Regions from separate parts of the Homo sapiens genome. Here region 1 is linked to region 2. Evidence: read pairs that join two places in POLR2A ChIA-PET (ENCODE). Cell type or tissue: CD4-positive, alpha-beta T cell. All regions are shown on one strand. Region 1 overlaps BCL11B (BCL11 transcription factor B). Region 2 overlaps BCL11B (BCL11 transcription factor B).

Region 1 (4,000 bases), 59 kb before region 2:
ATTATCTCATGGCAAAAATAATAGATGCCATTTAGAAGAGAAAAACCTTTCAAAGCAAGTGGCCCACTGAGGGGTGTAAGTGCTGATGGTAATAGCAGTGGTACTATGACCAATAAGACATGGTCTCCTCTGGTGGTAATGTGCTGAGCCAGCCTCTGGCTAAGAAAGCCACTGCCCCCACACCAAGGCCTGCGGTAGACATTGCCAGTTCATCCCCGCACTCTCCCTCCAGGCCTTGGACTCCTCTTTAACCCCAGGCTCCAGGCAGTCATTGCCAAATAAAGCATGCCTGCACCTCTTTGCCATTCCTGGATCTCAGTAGATGTAAATCCAGTAAATGTGGGATCAAAATAGATTGGGCTGAATGAGCGTGGTAGCACTGTGTGTTCTGCTGAGAACTTTGTCTACATCTGACTTTCATTAATTCACTGAACAAACAGGATCTGGGCCCCCTTCATCTGCTAGGTACTATGCTGGTAGCTAAGGGTGCAGCTCACACTCCAGGGGGGAGACAGGGAACCCCCAGTAACCACTCCATTATTTAATGCAAATTATGAGTGACGCTAGGAGGAGTTCAGGGTGCTGGGAGAGAGAAGAATTCAAGGGTTTGACTCACCTTGGGGGTTCAGAACCCACATGATGCCAGACCCACCCACATCACCTCGTTTAGACCCCACCTAACTCTACACGCAGTGACCATTGACCGAAGAAATAAGGGAAGCCCAGAGAACTTGGATAAGTTGCTCAAGAAGAAATTAGTGACCTTAGCTTATTTATTTAAAATTCATCTTCCAGACTCCAAGCTCCTTGAGGACAGGGACTGCGCTGGTCTTGTGGACTGCTTGGACACCAGCCTGCAACATGGTGACTCACGCAAAGTTGCACTTCAGGACTGCCAGCGGCCGAGACATCCGACAGACCAGGAGTCTTCTCAGCCTCCTGCCAGCACGAGCCATGTTCCTTCCAGACCCACTTCAAAGCCCAGACACTTCGGCCAAGTTGCTGGACACCACAGGGCTTCAGGGTCCTCATCCACACAGGGAAAACAATACCTGCCTTCCTGGGTCGTTCGCTGTAGGATGAGGGCTCGTCGTGGTAAAATACCCCAAATAGGGACCCACATACAGTAGGCACTGGGTACACGGGAGGTGACAGAGACTGGAACTTGGGACTTTCTCTGCGTTTTCTCATGGTCAGCGTTCCTGAAGTCCCACCAAGACAAGGACTAGACCTGGGAGGACACCGCAACTCCACAGTCCACATGCCGCCCTCCACACCGGGCCCCCTCCAGAGAGCAGGGCTCCACTCAGCACTCTCAACAAAAGGCCTCTCTTCCTCAGCAGAGAACACACCCAGCACTGCCCCCACCCCGAAGCCGGCTGCATCCCAACCACCAAAGCATGCCAGAATCCCAGGGGACTACACACAGAACCAAGACAGTATGCCACCACCTCTGCTACCACCCACCCCAGAACCAGGGACAGATCTTCCCAAATCACAGAGCTGGTGGGGCCTCCCTGATACCCAGGACGATGTATCAGGCACCCCAGCCTTTGGGATCCGGTCCCACTTGCTGCCTGCCTTTTGCACACACCCATGAGCTGCCCACTCGCCCTCTCGGTGCCTCCCTTTGGGCAGCGCATTTTCACACCTCCATGCCCTTGCTGGTGCCATTCCTGCTTCTTGGAATACCTGCCGTTTATTCTCTCCCCATAAAATATCTTTTCAGATCCAGCCCAAGTCTAATCCCCTCAGCATTCCACAGCATTGTATTTAGATCTGCTTCATACTGATCACCATACTGAACTGTCATCTTTTGTCTTTGACCTTGGTGTGTTCAGCATGGCTACAGCCTGCACGTGCCAATGTTGGCCTTTTGCTGTCAGGTGGATGCTCACAGCCACTTTGGAAAGTGGGTTTTAACCCAGGTTCTCTAGAGAAAAGAAACTAAGTCTCATCACAGCTGAGTGAGGGGCCCCAGGTCACAGGGCTGGTAAGTGGCAGAGTCAAGATGCACACCCGGGTCCGTCTGACCCCAGAGCGTGTGCTGGGGTCCAGACTCACAACTGGCTGCCCCTCACACAGGGATGGCAGACCCTGTGGTGACCATCCCTGGGAAGGAGCCTGAGCCAGCCCTGTCTAATCATTCCGCCTGCACCTGGGATTGCCAGCAAGCCAGCCCGGGAGGCCAAGCTGAAGGCCTTCGAGGGCAGGAAATGGCCCAGAAGAAAGAGGCTGCACACAGCGAGAAAACCTCGCTCACCCCATAGTGTTGGGTGACCGTCCACTTACCCTCATGGGACCCCTGCAGCAGAGGTGAGCTGTGCGGCTTCATCTGCCTGGACTTAATTCAGGCTTTGAGAAAAACCTTAGGAAGCTGGGCCTACACCCCTCAAACAAAGAGCCCCAGCATTCCCCTTGACAGCCAGATTTTCACAAAAACGCCAGTGAGTCTTGGTTTCCTCCCTCAGGGTCATAGGTGGGGGTCAGGGAGTGGGAGTGGGTTAAACTGTAGACACAGAGAATTGTCAGACAAAGCAGAAACCTCAAGTGACTTTTGAGTACCTGGGGAGGAGGCAGGCAGCAAAACTACATGATGAGGACGGGCGCGGTGGCTCACGCCTGGAATCCCAGCACTTTAGTAGGCCAAGGTGGGCGGATCACCTGAGGTCAGGAGTTGGAGACCAGCCTGGCCAACATGGTGAAACCCCATCTCTACTAAAAATACAAAAATTAGCTGGGCATGGTGGCACGCACCTATAATCCCAGCTACTCAGGAGGCTGAGGCAGGAGAATTGCTTGAACCCAGGAGGCGGAGGTTGCGGTGAGCTGAGATCACACCACTGCACTCCAGCCTGGGTGACAAAGTGAGACTCTGCCTTAAAAAAAAAGAAAAAAAAAAAAAAAACTATATGACCAGTAATGTTCAAGCCAGACACAGAGAACCGGAGGTGCCCAGGCCAAGGAGGGAAAGGTCCGCAAGGTAGGGAGCTGTGTGAGCACACTCAAGGTGCAGGGCGCTGGGCCACGCGACGCAGAAAGCAGCTCTGTTTGCTATAGAATGAGGCAGGTCGGGGGAAATGGGAAATGCAACCGGAGAGGCAAATATATACCCAAGAGCATTCCACAAAAGGGGTCTCCATCCAGTGCAGGCCTGGCTCATTCCACAGGGCTGTCCTTACTCCCGCACACTCGCCCTCCTGACCCAGGGTAAGTGTTAGGTGTGCAGAAGACACCCTGCTCCCGAGGTGCTTTCCTGGGGAAGCCCTGGAAGAGTATCAGGATGACCCAAGACCTCACCGCATCTGGCAACCCAGAAATGGTATCGTTACAGCAAGAAATGAGAGCACGGCTTCACCGTCAACTTCTCAACAACATTTATTCACTTGTTCCTTCCTCCCTTCCTTCACAGATGCACGATGTGTCTACTCTGTGCCAGGCCCTATGCCAAGAGGAGGGACACACAAAGAAATGAAGGTCTGTCCTCATGGAGCATAAAGTCTAGAGCAAGAGGCCAATGACTCCAGGAACATCTAGGCAGGGTTCAGGCCACTCAGTCACTAGTGAAGGGTGTGCCAAGCAGTGTGGAACCCAGAGGAGGGAGAGGCTGACATCCTCGGGGGACCAGGAAAGATTCTCCAAGGAAGAGACCCTGGTGTTCATTCAGAATGGAAAATAAGAGTGCATCATGCACAGTGGCTCACGCCTGTAATCCCAGCACTTTGGGAGGCCAAGGCATGCACATCACCTGAGGTCAGGAGTTCAAGACCAGCCTGGCCAACATGGTGAAACCTCGTCTCTACTAAAAATACAAAAATTAGCCAGCATGGTGGCAGGTGCCTGTAGTCCCAGCTACTTGGGAGGCTGAGGGAGGAGAATTGCTTGAACCTTGGAGGCGGAGGTTGCAGTGAGCCGAGGTCGCACCACTGCACTCCAGCCTGGGTGATGGAACAAGACTCCGTCTCAAAAAAAAGTGCATCATGCAGAGAAGGGAGGGAAA
Region 2 (4,000 bases):
GCAAACAAAAATGAGACCTTTCTTCTCTAAACCTGCTTGCTACGTGTCCCTGTGCTGTAGGGGGGACGATGTCGCTTTTTTCCCCCTTCCCTAAGTGCATTTTAATACCCTTATTCTACATCCTAATTTCTTTGAAAAAAACATCAGTGTCACTAAAAAAAACGTCACTCTGTTTTGCAAAATCCAGCAGCTTCCTTGGCAGCGAGAAAGGCTGGCTGGCATTATCCCCTCATTTGACAAAACTACTATTTCTGGGCATGTGGTCAAAAGCAGGTAGGAAGCAAATGCTGAGAAATAAGGAAGTAAAAACAGCCAACAGATTTTTCACTACCGAAGACGCCAAGCGTAAACATGATTTATTTAGCTGTGTTTAACGTGTCTGTCCTCCACTCGACTACAAGCCCACTTGGGTTTAAGGAAAGGGTGGGTAGAAGGGGACAGGAAAAGGGGAGTGGGGAGGACATCAGGGAGAGGGAGCAGGGGCAGGCGGCGCTGAAGGAAGACTTTCTGAGCGGTTCGGTTCAGAGTTTTAGGAGAACAAGAATCCTCTACCCCAAAATACATGCATGTGTCAAAAGAAGGCAGCACTAATCTGCTGGTTAATTAACGAGCTGCCACTAACAAAAGATGGAAGACCCAGTTCATACAGACAATATTTACATGGGCGTTGCATGATCTTGTCCCCCTGCTTCCCTACCTTTTCTCGCAAACCATGTGGGCTGGGTACAGCGACAGGCGGAGAGGCCCGTCAGGTTGGGAGGGTTACGAGTCCAGCCGTGGAGAGGGGAATATCACGGCCTTCCTTGCCCAGCCTTGCATGCCCACGTGGAATTTACTTAGATCTGTATTCAATTAAGAAGCACCAGACAGCTCCTGGCTCCAAGCCTGCACCATCGCAGACTCCAGGTATCTGCCGTTCCCCACTCCAGCCCCAGTGCCAGTGAACAGGGGCTGGGTCAAGGCCCCCATGGGGAAAGGAGAGGACCACACTCTCCCACCCCTACCCCACAACTCCAGCCCAAAGTCTTGGCCCAGCCAGGGTGAACAAACCAAATACATAAAGAAAGCTTCTGTATTTCCTAACTAACAAGACTAATCCAGAGGTTTTGGACCCTGCCAGAGGTTATTTTATGAAAAATCTAATTCAAGTAATCCAGCTTTTGCTGGAAAAAAGAAATCAAGACACTTCCAAAGAAAAGCAACAACCAAAAAGTAAAATGGAGCCCCAATAGGACACTTAGGCCCTCTGGCTTCCCTAGTGAAGGTACCATTTCATAGCAGACAGCTGTGTGCTCCATGGGGATAAGTGCCAATTTTTGTTAGCTCTGAGAGGCGGTGAGAATTTCCTCACTGGTCCGCTTTGAGTTCCTTCCTCACCGGCACCTAGCAAGCCTGTGCATTTAAAGACTGCTTGCTGTATGCATTCCTCCCTAATCCAAGTCTACATGTCCCCTGTCCAGCTCCTCTCCTTCTGGGGCCTGAGACCAAATATCAGGAAAAAATACCTTTTCTAGGGTATTCAGGTCAAGAGCAGCAGTGACACTATTCAGTATCAAGATTCTGAATCATGTGACAGTCCCAACAATAACAAGGAGCTGGGGTGGGGGAACACTCCTCTAAAATGAATGGGGAAGTGGGGGAGTTTCCTATTGGTATCAGGTTACTAAATTGAAAAACCAAGTGCCCCCCTCCCCACATAAACCTCCTCCCAAAGCCCCTAATTCTTCTTCCTTGCAGTAAAAAATTACACCCTCTAGAAGAGGCTATTTGATTCCTTTCCCTTTTGCAAATTAGTCACCCTGCCCCCACGGACTGAACAATAACAGTTCTCCATTTTTATGATGTCTTTGAAATCAGCAATTGCTTCACTCCTACCTATGGGTTTGTTTTCATATCTGGACAGGGACAGGGAAGTAAACAATTGGCTAGCCCCATTTTATAGATGAAGCAACTAACAGATGAACTGGTTTGCCCTGGGCTGTTTAGGAAGTCAATGCATTCGAGACTATCCGACACCACATGCCAACCTCTAGATTCTGCGGCTTTAACAACGACACGGCCCCTGACGCTCCAGCAACAACAAATATTATTGAACCTCTAAGCAGGACTCAGGTGCCACTCTGGAAGCACCCTTGTAGGAAATCCTATACAAAAATCTAGGCTTCTCAAAGCAATAAAATTGAAGATGCTTAACACAGCACCTCCGAAGGAGGCTTCTCCAGGATCCCTTTGGCTACCAATTGCACTGGTATTTCAACATGATCCAGCTGACAGAACCCCCCATTTCCAGGCAAATCTCCCACACATTGCTCCTAAAAAAAAAAAAAAAAAAAAAAAAAAAAAAAAAAGCAAGGAAAGTGCCCTACAGACACATGGCAGGGCTCGGAAGCACACACTGCAGGGCAGCCTACCCTGCCACTCAGGCGCAGAAAGTGTGCCCTGCAAAGACGCCAGAGCACCCTGGGGGCTACCAGTTCTCCTCGAGGAAGATCCTGAACAAGAGCCTTCCACCACACTGTCCAAGCCTTAGCCCAAACATACAGGGAGAAATCACGCGTAATTCTGATCACTGTTGAGCCGTCAAAATAAAGAAAAGGAAAATGAAAAGTCAGCCTCTCCCTCAGTGTACCAGCCAATACTTCAGCCAACCACAGGTTACCTGTCTTTCAAGCAAAACATGAACAATTACCCCCCCCTCACACACACACACACCCCTAGTCTCCAAAAATCCTAAAATGTACATCCCTTTAAATGAACTGCAGAGACCTAGGATGGGGCCCGTCAAACACACACACACATAATTAGCGTTTCATCTTTCTTTCTGTAAAGGAATCCGGTAACATAAATATTAATCAAACACGAGAATCTGCCAGTTCGTTTTGGACCATTATGAGTGCTGGACTGTGATCTTTACCCGTATTTACAGATATTCAAAGGCGGATTCTATCTTGTTAGACCCACTGTTATAAATGGACGTCTGAGAAATCAGCGAGCAAGTTCAGACAGATATGAAAACCTTCCTGTCCAGGACTGGCAGTAGCTTTGAGCTCCCAAGTGTTGAATTTGTTACCTTTTCCGGAGGGCTTGCAAAAAATAAATTGACAAATGCCTTCAGATTCCTCTACCAGAAAAGCTGGCTGCTCAAAGTTCGGGTTAGCTAAATCTGAGATTTTAAAATCAACTCTTACTCAAAACGCCATGACGGTGCCGTTTACACAATACTCGCCTTGAGAGCCCAGCAAGTGTAACATACTATTTCATATTATAAGTATATAGGTATACGCATATTTTTAATACTACCTTGACTCTTGTTATAGCAAATCAATTCTGCCTGGTTTAGATTTATTTCTGAAAAATGGAAAATAGAGATGTGGGTCCAATCCTAGCCTGGAAAAGCTGTCACAGTGAAGGTAAACTTTTAATCGGCTACAGGCGAACAGTATACAGTTTTATTTCCAGAGTAACAGCTTTGGGAAAATGTTTGAACATTTTCTTAAGAGCTTTGTGGTGGACAGGCTGGGCGTCCAACCACTGCTTTTCTGGGCCTTTAAGGGCCTGTTGAAGTGCTTTAAACAATTGGAGGCCAATTTTTAACACACAAAACTAGAGACTCCTAGCAAGGTGACGATTTGCATACAAATTCTTGTTGGAAGAGGTTATCCTAAGAGAAGTCAGGCTGAAAGGAGGACTGACATTAAATCCCTGTAATTCCAGGAGCTTCGGTGTCCCACTCCAGTGGAGGGTTCCATTCCCACACAATTGGGAAAACACTTTTGTCCTTGAGAAAAGCGGGCTTACTCTTCTCCCACTCGGAAAGAAACTAAGGTCCCCACGAAATCCCCACTTTGAGATGGGGCTGTTGCCCCTGGATGATCACATTTTTGTACAAGGGAACTCCCGGAGGCTCCTTCCGTCCCGGCCTCACCTGGATCCCGGGAACCGCCCGCTCTGTCCCGCCAAGGTGGGCTGAGGAAGACGGCGCCACTCATCAGGGCAATGG

Evidence for each region. ChIA-PET counts read pairs that join two places held together with the same protein. Peaks named below come from ENCODE experiments on the same cell type or tissue, not always from the same donor. Only the 100,000 strongest peaks of a DNase experiment are listed, where the experiment ranks them.
Region 1: POLR2A ChIA-PET joins it to region 2 with 15 read pairs; 8 of 35 experiments call an interaction of 5 or more read pairs at or near these places.

Annotation. Positions count from the first base shown.
Region 1 is chr14:99,182,555-99,186,554 of GRCh38, forward strand. All of the region lies in intron 3 of BCL11B (BCL11 transcription factor B), which reads right to left. Among named protein-coding and RNA genes, the nearest start is that of BCL11B, 88 kb to the right of the region's middle. In CD4-positive, alpha-beta T cell, no CTCF peak of the experiment used is centred here; no DNase peak of the experiment used is centred here; H3K4me3 peaks cover 1,001 bases; H3K27ac peaks cover 3,950 bases.
Region 2 is chr14:99,241,605-99,245,604 of GRCh38, forward strand. The region is part of intron 2 of BCL11B (BCL11 transcription factor B); the gene reads right to left. Among named protein-coding and RNA genes, the nearest start is that of BCL11B, 29 kb to the right of the region's middle. In CD4-positive, alpha-beta T cell, no CTCF peak of the experiment used is centred here; DNase peaks (open chromatin) are centred at 2,027, 2,687, 3,097 and 3,557; H3K4me3 peaks cover 4,000 bases; H3K27ac peaks cover 4,000 bases.